2 separate regions of the Mus musculus genome follow, and region 1 is linked to region 2. A link is a loop called in an ENCODE intact Hi-C map of the cell type or tissue named here. Cell type or tissue: heart. All regions are shown on one strand. Each heading gives the region's core, and the rest is flanking DNA. Links, peaks and the distances in the headings are about the cores only.

Evidence for each region. Peaks named below come from ENCODE experiments on the same cell type or tissue, not always from the same donor. Only the 100,000 strongest peaks of a DNase experiment are listed, where the experiment ranks them.
Region 1: it touches region 2 in a loop (5-fold over the local background); 6 of 42 quality-filtered maps call a loop at or near these places.

The regions. Positions count from the first base shown.
Region 1 is chr15:77,929,212-77,938,442 of GRCm38, reverse strand. No RefSeq gene overlaps it. Among named protein-coding and RNA genes, the nearest start is that of Txn2, 4.8 kb to the right of the region's middle. In heart, for the core only: a CTCF peak has its summit at 4,486 (motif pointing left); DNase peaks (open chromatin) are centred at 3,952, 4,502 and 6,632; H3K4me3 peaks cover 976 bases; H3K27ac peaks cover 52 bases; H3K27me3 peaks cover 989 bases.
Region 2 is chr15:78,115,827-78,124,993 of GRCm38, reverse strand. Cacng2 (calcium channel, voltage-dependent, gamma subunit 2) reads left to right here and starts at 5,714. Exons shown (of 4, transcript NM_007583.2): 1 at 5,714-6,313. The coding sequence starts at 6,103. It overlaps A730060N03Rik (a long non-coding RNA gene), which reads right to left and starts at 6,199. Exons shown (of 2, transcript XR_875456.2): 1 at 4,574-6,199. In heart, for the core only: no CTCF peak of the experiment used is centred there; a DNase peak (open chromatin) is centred at 5,083; H3K4me3 peaks cover 693 bases; H3K27me3 peaks cover 4,422 bases.

The sequences.
Region 1 (9,231 bases), core at 693-8,692, 190 kb after region 2:
CCCTGTGTCTGTCTCTGCCGTGTACATGTGTCTTTAAGGAAGGGCTTTGCTCTCTCTCTCTTTTTGTTTTTTTGGTTGTTTTTTGTTTTTTTTTTTGTTTGTTTGTTTGGTTGGTTTTTTTTGTTTGGTTGGTTTTTTTGTTTTTTTGTTTTTTTTTTTTTTTTTTTGGTTTTTCGAGATAGGATTTCTCTGTATAGCCCTGGCTGTCCTGGAACTCACTTTGTAGACCAGGCTGGCCTCGAACTCAGAAATCCGCCTACCTCTGCCTCCCAAGTACTGGGATTAAAGGGGTGCGCCACCACGCCCGGCTTTGCTCTCTCTTTTATTGAACAGTGCAGAACACTGTTTAATGCAGGAAGAAATGGGGCACGTTTCAAAAATCTACAACAAAGTTTTACAAGGGATTAAGTCATTGGCTCCAACTGACCCAGAAAACAAACACTTCTACAAACAGCAGTGTTCTCCAAGCGATCGCTCTATATTGCAGTCAACGTTTATGGATATTTTTATAAGACTGCTTTCTTCCTCTATTCACTGTTTCCAGCCAGTGATTAACACACTTGCACCACTCTCGTATCAGGGGCATGGGAGAGTACTTAAGATCACAGCTGTGCGTCCCTTTAGGTCAGAAAGGTTGGTTACATGGAAAAATCCAAGGCAGTTAGTTATGTTGTGAACCTTGTTCTCTTAAAGGCAGGTTAAACAAGCAGGCTGAGTACACAGTGGGACGCCACTCAAGTGAGGGACTGCAAGGTGTGAGGTTCCAGTCCCTAGAATGTGAGGAGGTGTTTTTAACATGATGCAGGGCCATAGCCACTGCTCTGCCAGGACAGTGCCTGAAGAGAGGCACCCAGGCAAGCAGGCGAGCTGCTACATGATTCCTGACTGCAGAAACCTGCGGACAGGCGGTTAAAGATGGGAAGTTGTTGCATAGTATCTGAGGACTAATACCCACTCCACGCGGATTCCGCTCCCACCACAGCCACATGCAGTAGAGATGACTGTCCTCACTCTACAGAGAGCGACCAAGGCTAAGAGCAGCCACACAGGAAGACCATGGCAGGGCCCTGGGAAAATGTCCTCTAGACGGAGGCAATCCACTCAAGAATGGCAACTGTCTTTGGAGAGATGGCTCAGTTAAAAACACTGACTGTTCTTCCAGAGGTCCTGAGTTCAATTCCCAGCAACCAGATGGTGGCTCACAACCATCTGTAATGGAATCCGATGCCCTCTTCTGGTGTGTCTGAAGACAGCAACAGTGTACTCACATATATAAAAGTAAATAAGTCTTAAACAAGAGTGGTGACTGTCAGTCATTCTTCTTTTTTTTTGTTTTTGTTTTCTTTGTTTTTTGTTGTTGTTGTTGTTTTGAGACAGGGTTTCTCTGTGTAGCCCTGGCTGTCCTGGAACTCACTCTGTAGACCAGGCTGGCCTCGAACTCAGAAATCCACCTACCTCTGCCTCCCAAGTGCTGGGATAAAAGGCGTGTGCCACCACCACCCGGCATGCCAGTTCTCTTAACTGCCATCTTTCTAGCTTCCGAGGGCTTTGGTTTTAGCTCACAGTCTGAGAATACAGTCAGTCATGGTGGTTAAGGCGTGGTGGCCTCAAAAGTATGAGGCCTCAGGTCACATTGTGTCCTCCGTTAGGAATAAGATAGAACTAAGTGCTGGTTCTCCTTTTTCATTCAGTTTAGGAACCCAGCCCATAGGCTACTGCTACCACATTCTGGGTAGGTCTTCCATCTTCCTTAAATCTTTCATAGACACGTTTGTTTCGATGATGAGTTAAATTGATGAAGAAGACTAACTATCGTGGTAGCCGAGTCTTTACCATCTTCCACACGGAGGATGGAAGCGGCTGCCACTTCCTTTTTTCCCTTTGTGTGGTGCTGGGTTTTTATGCTTGTCTGTTTTCTCTCCTTGGATTTTTTACTTTTTTCTCACCAACTTCCAAGGAGTTTTTGTAGGTTTTTTTTTTCACCTTTTATTATTTATTTTGCGTGCATGGGCATGCAGACCGCAGCAGAGATGTGGGGATAAGGACAACTTGAGGGAGTCAGTTCTCCCCTCCTACCAGCTGAGTCCCAGGTACTGAGCTCAGAGCATCAAACTTAGCAGCAGGCATCTTTATCCACAGAGCCATCTTGCCAGCTCAAGAATTCTCAAACCTAAGAAGACATATGGTTCCCACAAAGGTGGGGGTGTAAAGGGACAACTGGGTAATATTGATTAAATAGCAGGTGCCAAATGACCCCTCTTCTCCACAAGGGCATGGTAGGTAGATCTGAATGGAAAGGAGAGACCGGTAGACTCAGAACGTCAGCCCTTGGCAGGCTTTGGTCTCAGCACTCTCAGCTCTGCAGCCAATTAGAACATCAGCCACCAAGCCAAATTGGATTCTTCTCTCGAAAAAAAAAAAAAAAAAAAAAGCCGTCAACAGCGTCTTTGCGCTGTGAATGCTTATTTTTAAAATACAGGGGAAATGCTGACTGGATAAAGATCTCCGTCAGACGACAGGCTTTAAAAAAGCATTTAAATCAATCTGGCATCCCAGACGGAATGCAAATCTGCCACCGAGCAGGGCTGATGGGCAAGGAGGAGATGCTGCAGCCCAGGCGCATCATCCAACCAATCCATCAACCCGAAATAAAAAAACAGCACGCAACAGATGGGCATCAGCAAGGAGGAAAGGACCAACAGTCAATCCTGTCTCACTCCTTCCCCTGGGCTGCACAAAGAAGGCTGCTCTGCTGGCTCTTCCGCAGAAGAGCCGCTTGGTCTCATCACAACATCTTCCAAAAGTCTGTCACCTGCTTCTTCATTTCTCTCGGAGATGCTAGCATCGCTAACCTAATCTCTCGAGATGGTTCAAATCACCGGGAAATAATTGGATGCAAAAGCCCCTCAGGAAAAGACGATGGTGAGATGTCTCAGAGCATCCGGTGCGTGGTATCATCTGGCCTTGCAGTCTTGAAGCAAAGCGACAGTCAAAATGCATGAGACCACCCCTACCGCCAGCTGCACAGAGTTCGAAACAAGTCTTCTGGGGGAAGTACCCAGAAGCCCTCGATCTAAGACACTGCAGGAGATTAAATATGGTAAAAAATCTGGCCACCACAGAGATGTATCCTCCTCACTCTCACATTGAATCATGGTAGGCCAAAGGATAGAGGTAGAAACAGTGACATCCCAGGTACCCTACCCAGCTGTAACTGATTGACAGCTCCTACGTCTAGGCACCAAGCCCCACCCTGAGAGCAAGCCCCACGGAGAGAAAGGCCCACAGGAACAGGCCTGAGGCACCTGCTGAGCTGCCAGCCAGCTCCACGGCAGGCAGCCTGCGAGTGAGCTTCATAGGAACAGGCCCTCTGGCTCTCTTGACTCTCCCTACTGCAGTGGCTCTCAACCTGTGTGGATTGTGACGCTTTGGCAAACCTCTGTCTCCAAACACATTTACACTATGGTTCATAACAATGAGATTCATAATCTGTAAGTCTCACTACTTGAGAGGCAGAAGGGTTTCCTAGAGGTTCAACGACACCCAGGAGTACATAGCAAAGCCTTGTCTCAAACACAACGTTAAAATAGATCGTGTGCCCTGACAGTGAGGCTGAGGGGAGGACCACAGACCGCCACTCATTGTTCTTCACTCTGAAGATCCAGCCTTTCTGTAACGGCAGCACTGCTGCAGAAGAGGACCAATGTCCTGAAGCTTGCGGGGCTGGCCTGAGTCACTCCCTAAGGTAGGGGAAGAGAAGAACCCTGGTTGGAAGCGGCTCCCTTTCTCCAGCACGGCCCTTCTCTGCCCACAGCTGCCTCCTGGTGATGGGCCAGGAAGAGGAGCGCGCTAGGCGAGATCTGGCAAAGAGGAAGAAGCCTGCCCCCTCTTCTCCTCACAGCTGCAGGTTTGTCTTGGCCTGCAGCGTCCCAGCCCTGACCCCAAGTAACACGCAAGCAACCTGGACCGGGAGTGAGCCTGGTGCCAAGCCAGCTCCATCATGCATGGTACTGGAGGGGGCATTGTGCAACCGCTGGAAACAGTACATGAGCCACAACTGGCATGACACTGACTCAGATTGTTCTGCAGTGGAGCTAGAAACATCGAAGGTGACCCTCAGAGTGGACACTAGGCCAGGAGAGACCCTTTGATCCCTTCACTCTAAAGGCAGAGGCAAATGGATCTCTGTGAGTTCCAGGCCAGAGCAAAAGAACACAATGACTCCCTGTCTCAAAAACCAGAATTAAAACAGATTGGTCCTCTAGGGGCACCCCTGTAGGTGTGGTGTGCCACCCAGAGTTTCGTTTGCTCCTTTTTTTTTTCTCAAGGTGTCTCCTTCATACCCTGACTTCTTCCAGTGTCCCAGTCACTGAACTGCGACTGTCCTGCTGCAGCCCTGTCCTCCGCAGTCCGGTCCTGCAGGGTTTAGGAAGCGTGTGTCCTGCCAGCTTCTCCAAGGGGAAACCGTGAGTACCACAGCGCCATCGTGTGGTAGCCTTGCTTAGGGCATGCTGCCAAGAGCGCTGTGCTTCGGCCAGGCAGCATCACCCTCCCCGGCTTGGCCTCAAATGGCCCGTGCTGACTGGCAGGATTCTGGGGGCTGGGAGAGGAGCCGAGGCAGAGTCTCCTGGGGGGCGGAAAAGCCCATTGAGATGCCACCCCCTGTTCTCTCTGTATCCCAAGAAGCTTCATGGTTTCCACATGCCTCTGTCTCTTCCTCTAAATGAAGGTTGTGGCAACAGGATGTGATGAATTAAGCACGCAAAGAGGCTGACAACAGGCTTGGGTATTTTGGGACATTTCAAACTCTCTGAGCATAATCCAGAGTAAGAGAAGCCTTTAAAGGCTGTCATCTCAGCATCTCTGAGAAGAATTCTTTTTGGTCACAAAGCCATGTCCTGCATCAACAAATGCCATGCAAAGCACAGCTGGCGACAACACCTGGCATATTCTGGCATTTTCAACTCCATTTTGTTTTGTTGTTTTCTTTCGTATGAGACGAGGTCCCAGGAAGCCCAGATTGGCTATGAACTTGGAATGTAGCCAAGAATGACCTGGAATTTCAGATTCTCCTGTCTCCACCTCCTGAGTGGTAGGATTCCAGGCATGATGCTGGAGATCAAACCCCAGATCTTGTGTGTGCTAGGCAGGCACTCTACCAACTGAGCTACAACCCCTAGTCAGACCTACCTACCTACCTTTCTTTAAAAAAAAAAAAAAAAAAAAGATTTATTTATTTATTTTATGTATGTAAGTACACTGTAGGTGCACAGATGGTTGTGAGCCTTCATGTGGTTGTTGGGGACTGAAGTTTTAGGACCTCTGCTTGCTCCAGTCAGCCCAGCTCTCTCCGGCCCAAAGATTTATTTATACACATTTATGTATATTATTATACACAAGTACACTGTAGCTGACTTCAGACGCACCAGAAGAGGGCATCAGATCTCATTACGGATGGCTGTGAGCTACTATGTGGTTGCTGGGATTTGAACTCAGGACCTTCGGAACAACAGTCATTGCTCTTACCAACTGAGCAATCTTGCTAGCCCTACCTACCTTTCCTCCCCCCCCCTCTCTCTTTCTTTCTTTCCTTTTTCTTTTCTCTCTTTTTCTTTCTTCTTTATTTCTCTCTCTCTCTTTCTTTCTTTCTTTCTTTTTCTTTTTCTTTTTTTTTTGGAGAGACAGGGTTTCATTTAATAGCCCTGGCTAGACTGAACTCTCTCCATAAACCAGGCTGTCCCTGAATGCACAGATCCACCTGCCTCAGCCTCCTCAGTGCTGGAACCAAAGGCATGTTCCTCCCATGCTCAGCTAATCTTGACTTTTAAAAACTGATCATAGAGGGCTGGAGAAATGTCTCAGCAGTTAAGAGCCCTTGTGGTTCTTGCAAAGAACCGGGTTCGGTTCCCAGCACCTACGTGACACCATTTCCAGGAGATCCAGCACTTTCTTCTGGCCTCGGCAAGGCACCAGGCAGGCATGTGGTGCACATGTGTACATGCAGGCGGAATCCTCATACATATAAAGTAACCAGTAAACCTAAAAACAAACAAACAACCTTTAAGCTGACCACTATGTAGATTTCACCAATGCTCACAACTCATAACCTGGAAGACAGCTGTGGCTGTCTGCCCTGACTCCCTTCCCTCTGCTTTAAGCCTATTCCCTGGTGAGCGCACCTATCCCCAGACATAGATACCACCAAGCACATGGGGGGGGGGGGCTGAGAACTAAACCTAGGTCACAGGCTGTCACCTGCTGGAGGAAAGGGGACTGACATCATGCCAGCTCCCGTAGGCGCTGCCTCTTGAGTGCTGGGATTAAAGGTGTGCACTGCTGAGCTAGCTCACAGCCCCTCTTTGAGGAAGTCATACTGTTCTCAGATGAGAAGCTCCGGCCAACAAAGGTAAGGTGACTACAGAACAAACAGAAACAGGGCTGGCTCTGCATTAGAATTCAGAATGTGGATCAAGCGAGGAAATTGGCTCTCAAGAAACGGCTCTGAAAATGCTGAATAGGATGGGTAGGTGGCTGGGGAAGAGAAAGTGCTGGAGACAGAGAAAAGCAGATATGAAAGTGGGAGGGGCAAGAGCACCCAGGCCAGATGGCTCCTGGCATTATCAGCAACAGCTGCAGCGGGGGAAGCTGACCTCAAGAGCCCAGGGATCTGGGTATCCCACCGTGGGTGGGTCGTCATCCCGGATGAGAGCAGAGGCTAAGACATGAGGTCAGTTAAGGTAGAGAGGCCACTCTGCCCACATCTGACCTCATCTGCCTTTGGTGGATAGGAGACTCTACTAAGTGGAAGGCTGACACGGCAGTGGCTAGCTAGAGTTTGTTTCCCACTCTGTCCTAGAGGAAAGGCCCTGCACAGCCCTGGGACCTGCCAATTGGACAGAGGACAAAACAGAACAGGATGTGCCAAGATGGGCTGAATACAAGCATGACAGTGGGTTTTGGAAGGGTACAGCAGGGCTGTGGAATGGATCTGGAGGTAGAACTTAATCTGGGTCACTGCTGCACCTCTAGAGTCACTGGGTACCTCCTGATGTCAGGCCCTGAGGCAAGTACTGGATATAGACCCCAAAGTGTGGGAGGTACAGACATTCCTGTGCTCACAGATAAGCACTACAGAAACCAAGAATGTTAACCGAGCAGAGTTGTCTCTTCAAAAGGAGAGATGTATAACCTGTTTTCTACCTAGAAGGCTGGGAGTGGAGGTGGCTAGAAAAGGTGGTGACCTCTGTACTATCTGTTTGATCAAGACCACACCAGATCCTTCCCCCAGACTCTTAAGATGTCACGTGTAAGTTAATCTATAGAACCCATCTTTATGGAAGACATGACGAGTACTTTACAAAAAAAAATTCAATGCAGTCATGTCTTAAGCTTTATTGTGCACCTGGGACTGAGCTAATTATCACCCGGAAATTTTGATCAAATCGTGTTGTACTTAAATATGCCTAAAATAAACCTCCCAGTGTCGAACTCTCAAAGTCTGACCCAACACCAGCTACTGAGTCGTGTTGAACTAGGCTGCCTTCCTGCCTCATGCAGATCTTGGATCATTACTCTGCGGGCCAAAGTGTTTGCACACACACACACACACACACACACACACACACACACACTTCAGGGCTGACGAAAGAGTGAGAAAAAGTGGGGATGCAGCTCAGCTGACAAAATGCGTGCTTAGTTCAGTTCCAGCACCACCTAAAACTTAGTCTGGGTTAAATGAGACTCTATCAAAGAAAGAAAGAAAGAAAAGAGGTGCAGAGGATGGAGGGGAGATGGAGAGAGAACAGAGGTAGAAAGAGAGGAGAGAAAAAAGAAGTAAGAAGACAGAGAGGGGGAGAGAGGGAGGACAAAAGTAAAAGAGAGAGGGCTGGAGAGATGGCTCAGTGGTTAAGAGCACTGACTGCTCTTCCAGAGGTTCAATTCCACCACATGGTGGCTCACAACCATCTGTAATGGGATCCGATGCCCTCTTCTGGTGTGCCTGAAGACAGTGACAGTGTACTTATATACATAAAATAAATACATCTAAAAAAAGAAAAGAAACAGATAACAAAACAATGAACAGAGACTGGTGGCTGTCAGTTGCAAAGACGAGGGCTGACCTCCACTGGAGCAGACAGAAAAGGGACCCAGAGACAGTGCAGAATCTAGTACCTAGTAGCACTTTTCTCAGAGAGCTCTGGGAGAGCCTTCCAGGCACAACTGCAGATGTAGAACACAAAGACGCCTCAGCAAACCACTAATTATTGAGAGAGTGGGTTAAAATAGGGTGGTAGATGGAGTCCATCTGCTGGGACACATCACATAACCCCTCTGACAGAAACCACTTGCTGAGGTGCGCAAAGATTCTCAACTTAGTGTCTATTGAACAGCCTCTCTGTGCTGGGCATTGTACCAGGTTGGCGCTAAGTATATGCAGATGAGACAACCACAAGTCCCTACTCTCAGAAAGAGACGTTGTCCATGTGTTCTGGAGGATTATAAAGCAGGCGCTAGTGAGAAGAAAGCAGTACTATTCAGAGAAGATAAGGTGAGCAGGTGTTCTAAGTACCCAGAGACAAAGTTCAAAGTGAGCAAAGGTATGGAAGGGAAGGTGGACAGCAACGTGTTCCCCGATCGTAAGGGGCTGGAATACTGGTTACAATATGCATAAATGAGGGACTTACACCTCAGTCACTCATGCCAGTGGGAATGGAGAGAAAGCCCTACACTTTACCTTGGATAGTGCTTCCTTGACAGTTCCAAAAAGTAAGACATGACAGTACAAAAGGTAAGGGCTTTAGAAGTACCGCCAGCCCTTAGGGGCAGAGGGACTTGCTCAATCATAAGAAGTTAGGTTGGGCAGAAAAGAATCAAAAACGGCAGAATAACCCCTTAATGCGACATGTGTACACACACACACACCACACACACGACCGGATCTCACGTAGTTCCTAAGTATCGAGGATGACTTTGAACTCCTGAGCCCTCCGGGGTCCTGGGATTAGGTGTGTGCCATCACACCCAGTTTACTTGGTATTGAGAAGCCAGGCTTTGGGTGTGCTAGACAGGAATCCAATTGAGCCATAACCCCAGCCCGGGAATCTCTTCCTTTTAACACTAAGCTTCTGTCGAGAACAGAGCTTCCTCGGCATTAAAGTGAACACAGCCTTCCAGCCCTTTCCAGAGCTCAGATCCAAGGGTGGGCAATGCCAAGAGGCGCAACACAGCAGG
Region 2 (9,167 bases), core at 1,168-9,167:
CTTACTTAAGTGCGAGATTACACCTTCCTGGAGGGGAGAGAAACTGATGCCAAGACCTGAACGATACACTTGGAAGGAAACGACACATACTGGGGATAAGAGACAGCCCCCTTCCCACTTACAGATGAGGCTGAGCCCAGAGAGGTCAAATCCCTGCATGGGACCACACAGCAAATAGGCATCAGAACTGGAGTCTGGGCCAGATGCAGCTAGCTCCACACCTCTTCTTTCCCACCTTCCAGCTTCCTCCTGGTTGAGAACAATAAAGCCAATGGGTGATACCTGTAGCCAAGAGCCTCTCACTCACCTATTGGTTTGTCTTCTGCTGTGGTTGGCCATGTTGCCTTGCTTGGAATTCTCTCCCTCTCTTGATTACTTGTGACCTTTCCTTCTGGCCTTTGGGGGGTCTTCTGAGCCCCTCTAGGATGGGTCTATATGCTGACTACCCTGAGCATGCGTGTCTTTTCCTTTTTCTTTTTCCACTCAGCAAACCCATATTGCAGACCTAGTATGTGCCAGGCAACCTGGATATCAGGCTGAAATACCAAATACAAAATGGAGTGTCACGTGAGTCTGTGCTGACTCTGCCACTTGTCAAGCTTTGAGTATTTAATCTCATCAGTGTCTCTATCCCCTCAGCATATTGTCTGAGCCAATTGGCAAAGGAATTCCTTTTCATTGTGTACCTACTATGTGCTAGGCTGTGCGCCGTAGGTTGGAAATACAGCGTGAACATGGTGGATAAAATCGCTGCCTTCCTGAGATTTGCATTCTGCTGGGAATAGAATGGAATCAAATGAATGATTTGCATCCCTAATTAATTAATTAACATGCAGAGAAGAGAGAGAAAGAGGGTGTGGAGCAGAGAGGTCTCAGAACATGGCAACCAGCACCGTGACAGAGCCAGAGGCCTCAGCTTGCCACTCCTCACACCGGCATGCATACCTACTCCTTCCTCACACACAGCCACCTCAGCATGGGTAACTGTGCTTACCCAGCTCTCCCCACATCCTCCTGACCCCCACTTCCCATCCTGACTTCCCCTGTGCTGCCCCAAGTGACTCCATCACTGGCTTGGGAACCAGCCACATCACCCTGGCTGTCGCCTGCCCCAGAATTGGTTGACTCTTTCCCTTCAGGGTGTTTCTTCTGCCCCAGCATCTTCTCCAAGGCTGCTGGACACTTCCCACCATTGTGTTAGCTTCCGCCATACTGTGTTGTTCTGCTTCCTGCTAACCCAGGAAGCAGGGTTTGTCATCTCGTCTCACACATCTCAACCTTTCACAGACCATTTTCCCAGCTTGGAATATTCTCTCTATTCTCAGATTTCCCCCACCCCTCTCTTGGCCTAGCTACTTCTGCTCCCACAGAAAATATGCCCCCTTCTCTCTCTCTCTCTCTGTCTCTGTCTCTCTCTTTCTCTTTCCCTTTCTCTCTCTTGTGTGTGTGTGTGTGTGTGTGTGTGTGTGTGTGTGTGTGTGTGTGTGTTCACTAACTCTAGCTGGAATCTAAATTCACAGTGATCCTCCTGCCTCTGCCTCCCAAGTGCTGGAATCACAGGCTTTTGCTGAGACTGTCCCTCTCATCAGGAGTTAGCCCTGTACCCAACATGCAATAGATGCTTGAGTTTGGATTTAAAAAGAACTGAATGAATCTTTGTACTTATGAGTGACAGCAGTGTTTTCAAATCTCTGCTGACCCACTAACTTGGCCTGTGACCTTGGGATGTGACCTCTCTGGGCTCTCGCCCACCTAAAGGAAAAGTTCTTAGCACATTACTGAGGATTCCTTGACCTAAGTGTGGTGTCAGTATGCCCACACCCTCACCCAGGAGCTTCTCTGTAAACCAGCTGAGGAGCTGATAGTCTCAAGGCAAGGCCCTTCCTCAGAACGCTCGGAGGTTGGGTTCAGCTCAGGTGATGGATTAGACTCCAGGGTCTGTCACTCCCTAAGTGTGAAAAATGATGCCAGATACTTGCGTCTCATAGGTAGCTCTGTTTCTTCACCTGTAAATGGGAGTAAAATGAGACCCCTTTAGAGGAGGGTTGTGGGATTCAGCACGGGTCAGCATCCAATAAATGTCAACTGGTACCATAGCTATTAACGCACAACATGGGTGACCACAGCCTGGGCTTGAGCCCCTGGTTCTTGACAAATGAAAGGACAAGTTTCCACAGGGGTTAAGTAACTGTCCAAGGTCAAACGGCGAGGAAATGGCAGCCCTGTGCTTCAAGGCCAGGTCTGCTGTGCCCAAATCCCATGTTATTTCCACTCCATCAAAGAGGCGGCTCAAAATAGGCCTGTGGCATTTCAGCTAATTTCCTCTAAGCCCTTCCCAAGTAACAAACTGTAGTCACACAAAGCCGCTCCCTAGACATCTATTCAGCAGCCACTAAGCACAGGTGCCTGCAAATAGACCCTGTGCAGGGCCAGCTCTCCCGCGTGGCCTTTTTGCCTACAGAAGGACCCTGTGACATATAAGTCACTTGGAAAGAGTGAGGACTGTGAGACAGGAAGTGTCCCAAAGATGAAGCCAGAGAGCATTCCGGGTGTTAAATGGGATAAAGAATGGGAGTCAACCATCTTGCTGCATGCCAGGCTCCTTGCCCTTCTTCTGCCACAGGAAGCCCACAAAGTGCTCAGGCATTATTCACCAAGAGTCTGCTACAATCTAGAACGTCCTTGGGTCCTAACATCATAACATTGAGCGTGGCTCAGATCTTGCTATCAAGGGGTTATGAGGCAATGAGGGGGCTATAGCACAATTAAGTGTGATCAATGCGGTGAATTCATAGCAATATGGCAAACAGTGAAGATCAGGGGTAGCTGGGAAGCTCTACAAGGAGTGGACAAGTGCTCAGGGACCCATTTTTCAGACACTGAAACTGAGTCTTCAGGAAGCCAACTTGGATAGAGTATGGCAATTGTCCAAGTACCAAGTGAAGCTGTGTCCCCGGGCTTATTCTCTCTGCAGTAGTCTCTGCTGTCTCTATGCTGGCTATAGAGACAGATTCCCCTCCCCACCCCCACCCCTGTTGTTTTCCCGGTGACGACGTGGCCAGAAGATGAATCAAAGTCTGTGAATGCTACAGCCGCTGTCAGCAGTTCCGAGGTTAGCAGAGTCTGAGGACAAACGGAGGCTTCTGAGGTTCTGGAATGGGTGGGTGCTTTCTGAGCAGAAGGCCCAGGGGTTGATGTGAAGAGGGAAGGGATGAGAAAAAGTGTTTTGCTCCACTATGCATGGGAAGGTCAAAAGCAGCCAAGGTGACAGGCATCACCTCTTAGACACATATGAGACACCCAAGTGTCTCTCCAACCTGCCCTGCTCAAAAGACCTGGGAAATCTCAGAAGCTTTGGTATCTGCCCCTCACATCTTCCTTTAAGGATAGCAGTCCAACAGAAACACCCACGGAAGCCACTACTAAAGTGCACCAGGGATGAGCAGACCATCCACCCCCACCCCTCTCCTCCCCTGCTGCTTTCCTCCCACGAAGGAATCCAAGGCCCAAGAACCTCTTCCATGCAAGCCAGCTCCAGCCTCCACTAAAATCCCTTAGCACAGACTGCAGACGTCTGGGTGCCCTTCTCTAGATGCTGGAACTAGAAAGACAGCTCTCAATCCTTAGGAGGGTCCTTCCAGTCTGAGGAGGGAGAGGAGATTGGGAGAAAAGGAAGTTTTATGCAGGGTAGAGAAACAGGTAGTTTCTACCTGTGACTGCGCAGATGAAAGGAAGAGGTTAGGCTCTGGAATTTACACCCAAGGAACTATTTCTACCTCAGCCATCTTCTGCGTGCACCCGTAATCTCTGGATCACTGAGAAACTATCATGCAGGTCATCTCAAGGCACAATGAGGGGTGGCATTACTAAATTATGAAATCAAATCCTCACTCTACACCCTTCAACTGACCCAATGGATTCACAGCTTTCTCTAGCCCCTCCCCCAAAGGAAAAAAATGTAACCTAGAGTCTCCTATGGTCTCCTTTTACTTAGTCACAAAACTGATCTGAGATAACATGGCATCCACAGCAGTGAGCATCATCTACGTGCTTCGATTTCCAGGGTCACATTAAGGGAAAGTTGCACACACAGTCTGGAGAGGTGACACAGGAAACAACCCAGGCTCGCCGTTCTGCTGAGCAAGAGAGGGCTCCTGCCTTTCCCTGCTCATAGTAGAGAGGTTTAAAAAAAAAATCAATCTCATTTATGAATGACAAGGGAAACTTGGAAAGATCCACAACTCACTTTTCCTGAAAACATTTTTACCTTTGAGATGAGTATCATGTCCCGAACCCCAGTTACCAGCCACCCTTTTCTCATCCTTTCACAAGAATCATCTTCCCAAAATGTCTACTTGTAGAAGCAAGATGTAGAATTTCACAGAAAAACTACAGAGAGTCACAGAGAAAGCTATACACAACCCCTGTTAGCCAGAAAGAAAGATCAAGAGGAAATAAGGCAGGAGATGCGTCTATCCAGACAGTAAAATAAAACAACCTCCCCTCCCCAGAAAGTGTGGAACCCATGAATAGGGGAGGAAGAACAACACATAGAAACTATGTTTGTAATTACCCATCCAGGATCTCTTCCAGGAGAAGCAGCTGATTGAAGTTTTGTGGGAATCTGACTGTGATGGGAGGACTGTATTTGAAGCTCTGGGCACGTAGAGATGGAATGAGAAGGAGGCTGAACTGGAAGAAACACCAAGGGGGGAGGGAAGAGGAGAGAGAGAGAGAGAGAGAGAGAGAGAGAGAGAGAGAGAGAGAGAGATCGCCAGCTACGCCTTCCTCCCAGCTCCAGGAGGCCCCGGCCAGCGCTCATTCCGGAACTGTGGAACAGGAGTCCGGGAGGCCAGGCAGCCCTGCGCTTGGCCCTGGCCTGGCCCGTCCGCGGACGACAGAGGCCCCGTGGCCAGGGCCCCACTCCTGGCCGGCTACAGAGCGCAGGGAGCGCACAGAGTGGGGGAGTTGTCCAGTTCAGCACCACGGCGACGCAGTAGGTGGGCGCTCCTGCTCCGAGAGCTGTCCAGTCCAGCACCGCGGCGATGCTGTAGGTGAGAGCGCCCGGTCGTGGGGAGCTGTCCACTTCAGCACTACGGCGATGCAGTAAGTGGACGAGCCCGGCCGGGGTGAGCTGTCCGTTTCAGCACCACGGCGATGCTGTAGCTGGGAGCGCCTGGCCCGGGGCTGCGCGGCCGTGAGCGGGGGAGGCGGGCGGGCCTGCCTGCTGCAAGACGCCGGCTAGCGCGCCCCATCGCTCGCTCGCTCGCTGGCTTCCGAGGAGCTTTGCGGATCGGGGGAGGGAACCCCGCCTCGATTCTCCGGGAGAAACCCCCTCCCTCCCCCACTTCGCCGACACTACCCCCGCCGCCAACAACAATAACCGCGGCTGCTCGTCCTGCCGCCACCGCGCCCGCCAACCCTGCTGCCGCTGCCGCTGCCGCCGCCGCCGCCGTTACCGCCGCCGGGGCACAACCATGGGAGGCGAGACCCCCTCACCGGTGCAGCTGAGCTCGAGGGCTTGCAGAAGACTGGGCAGTCTCCTCTGAAACGGAGGCGCCTCGAGGACCCCCTCCCTCCCCAAGGAAGAGAACTGGCGAAGCCACGGATTTTCATGGCGCAGGCCGCAGAGCCGCGAACGAAGACCGAAGGTTGCTTCCCAGCTCTTCCAGTCTCTAACTGTCTAGGTCCGGACCATGAGAGATGGTGTTGAGAATTCGGCTGTACCCTGGCGCGCTGTGGAAGCCATCTCCAAATTAGCGATCACATATGGAAACTGGAGACCAGAATTTTAGGAAAAGAGATTAAGGCATCTCACTTGGGGGGGTGGGGGGGTGTCTTTTTATTTATTTTCCCTTTTTTTAAAAAAATCGCTGCAACTGGAACAGTTTTTTGATCTCAAAAGGCAAGCCTCTCTTCCCGTGTGATCTTTATAATTTACACACTTTTCCGTGAGCTTTCTTATCTCCCTTTTTTTATATCTCTCCATATTCTCTATTCACACATATATCCATTATATTAGTAGTGGAATTACCAATCGCACCCTCACACACACGCTCCTGAGAACCAGAAGTCGGTTGGGTGTTTATATAATGAAGAATTATGGGGCTGTTTGATCGAGGTGTTCAAATGCTTTTAACCACCGTTGGTGCTTTCGCTGCCTTCAGCTTGATGACCATCGCTGTGGGAACCGACTATTGGCTGTACTCCAGAGGGGTTTGCAAGACCAAAAGTGTCAGTGAGAATGAAACCAGCAAGAAGAACGAGGAAGTTATGACCCATTCCGGATTATGGAGAACCTGCTGCCTCGAAGGTATTTGATTTCCAACCTCCTCCCCCTTCCCACGCCGCCCCTCCCCTCCACACCCCCCCCCCCGCCTCCAAATAAGTCCCCTCCACATTCCACCATTTTCCCACTTCACTCCCTCCGCCGCTGCCGCTGCAGATCAAGGTTGACTGGGTTAGTTTCAGAGGAAAGAAAATCAATAAGCAGAACCCACACTCTCTACTCTTTGGCTTCCACCCCGTCCTCCCAAACCTCCTCATTGGAATGATCTATGGTATGGTGAAAACAGGAAATTGTCTGTAGAGTTCAGATGTGCTCTGGATGCTTTGGAGTCCTTAGGGTTTGCCTTTGGGTCTGGCTTTGCCACCTATGAGGAGGGAAAAATAATTGCTTCCCTGTGTGCTGCTCAGCCTTTTGCAATGAAGGATTCAGAAAAAAATGCTCTTCCTCTTCTCTCGCTCCTCAAAAGTTACAGGCCCAGCACCATCTGCAAGTCTCCCTTTAAAAAAAGAAATCTGTTGTTTCTAAGAATCCTTATTTGGTAGATTCTAATTATTCTAGGAGCTCAAGCCGAGTTCAAGAGCATTTCGTAATGTCTACGAGCCCCGCGTACCATTCGAGGTGGCTGGCTGTGTGTATGTGTGTGTTTTTAACGTTTACGAAGTCTAAAATGCATGTGTCTCTCACAGGAAACAAGCCCAAGTTCTAATCAACAGCGGTCACTTGCGGGTTAGACCGAGCGCTGATTTGCTTCCACGCAGAGTGACATGTCTGTCACCCAGAAGCAAGTCGAGTCAGCACTGTGCAGGCAGGAGGCGAGGGCATGGAGAGGTTGAGGGGTGGAATGGGAAAAAATGGGGTGGGGGTGTCAGCTGTTGGTCTTGATCTTGCAGAGTCATTGGGGCATGTGCGCCGCATGTGCTGTGGGCTGAGGGGCTCCCACAATGTAAAGGCCAGGACACTAGGACATGAGGAAGGCATGTGCTTTTGGGATACATTAATAAACACAAGAGGGGGGAACTCTGCAGGTCATACAAGCTGCATTTAGCCACAGACTTTAATATGAAGGAGTGAATTTGCATAGCTATATCTGTCTGTGTGCAAAAGCCACCTATAGGAAGACAGACAGAGAGACACATATGCCCCTGTATGGAAAGAGGCTTGTATGTGTTCCACTGATGTGAACCAAGCCTGGAGGCCCTTTGAGGTGGCATCGGGAAGTGAGCACTGCAGAACTGTTTGTTAAGCTCAACATGGGATGGTGCTGCAGGGAGTTGGGGCCAGCAGATGGGGGAGAGGGCAAAACTGATGTGATCCTGGGGGGTTGGGGGGTGTCTAACCTATACTAAGCCAAACACTGGTCTGGGAAAAGAGCTCCCATCACATGCCCCCTCCCGGTGTTCTTGGTGCAAACGGTTGAGTGATGGCTGAACATGTTTTGAATAGCTAAGTGACTTCATTGAGCGATGGTCTGTTTGACGCATACTGCATTTGATACCCTTTCTCAGTCCAAGCGCTGCCTTTAACATTCTGCAGAGGTGCTCTCTGCTGAACACTCCGTGCTCCTCCTCAGCCAGAGAGTCAATATCAGGAAATTAATAGGGACCGTTTTACACACACGCATTCTGCCTCTCTTAAAAAATGAAAAGCCTTTCATAGCGCCAGTCATTTTCAGTGAAAAGGCAGCTTCCATGTAATTAAACATTTATGGCAAGCTTTGATGCCGAAAGAGAAAGAAAGCAAAGGGAATGAGGGTTGCTTTGGGGACATGATCCTGGCAGCTGTTTGCATTCCTTGGATTTTGGTTAGAGGGATAAAAGATCTGCAGCCAAGAAAAATTAGAGAAAAATCTGTGTTTTTATTTTAGGGCAAATGTAGTCAGATATCAGTGACTTGGTATAAATATGCTTTCTAAATCGGGGATTTTTTTGTGTGTGTGACGGATCCTTAGTGTTGTGATCTTCTAAACATCTTGTAATTCGCAGTAGACACGACTGCGATGGCACTGGGTCACTTGTGCATCAAAAGGCTTAAGTATTTTCATTAGACGCCCATCTGTTCCAAGTCCGAAGCTACCCACCTCCTCTAACTTTCTCTCCGAGCTTTACTCTCTTCTGCCTCGATCAACTATAACGTGTTAGAATTGCAGCCGCCGCCCCCCCTCCCCCGCCTCCTAGGGTTGTGTGATGCTCACAGGAGCTGTGGGTTTGGCACTGTCCCCAGCGGCCACCCTGGGTGCCCAACCCAGGCACTTGCCTCCAGGCTGTGAGGGGAGGGCTAGATTAATAGTCTTTCCCACTAGGCTCAGACTGAAAGAGCTAATGAGCTCCAGGGCCCTGTCTGACCAGACCTTTCCATCTCTTACACCTTCCGCCTTGGGGTTCCGCAAACCTGGGACCACCTCACCTTGGCCACTTAGGAAGTGTCTGGTGCTGATTTTCTAACTGCATGCACTTCCTAAAACTAGAGTTTGGGGACTTATGTGAACTGGCATGCATGGGTCCTTATGGTATTGACAAGTTAGCATCTCTGAGTCTTCAGAACAGAGTCAGCTTCATCGAGGGCTGGGTGATTGGCGCTTCTTCAAGTCAGGGTCTGGGGTAAGAAAGACTTTCCAAAAAGATCCCTCCCATCCCACCTTGGATTGCGCTCTGTACCCACACTGAAGACCTGGCGAACAGGTTTCCAGTTTTCTCCCTGAGAGTCTGCCAGTAACCTCAGCTGAAAACCAGGCCTGATCTCCTCTTGTCTCTATTGCTCTCTAGCTTTCATTAGAGTTTTTGTGTGTGATCTCATGAGATGGTTATTTTTCTTTTACCTCTTCATGAAAAGAAGAATTGCGAAGTAGTCCCTTGCCTCTGTGGCTGCTTTTGAAATTAAT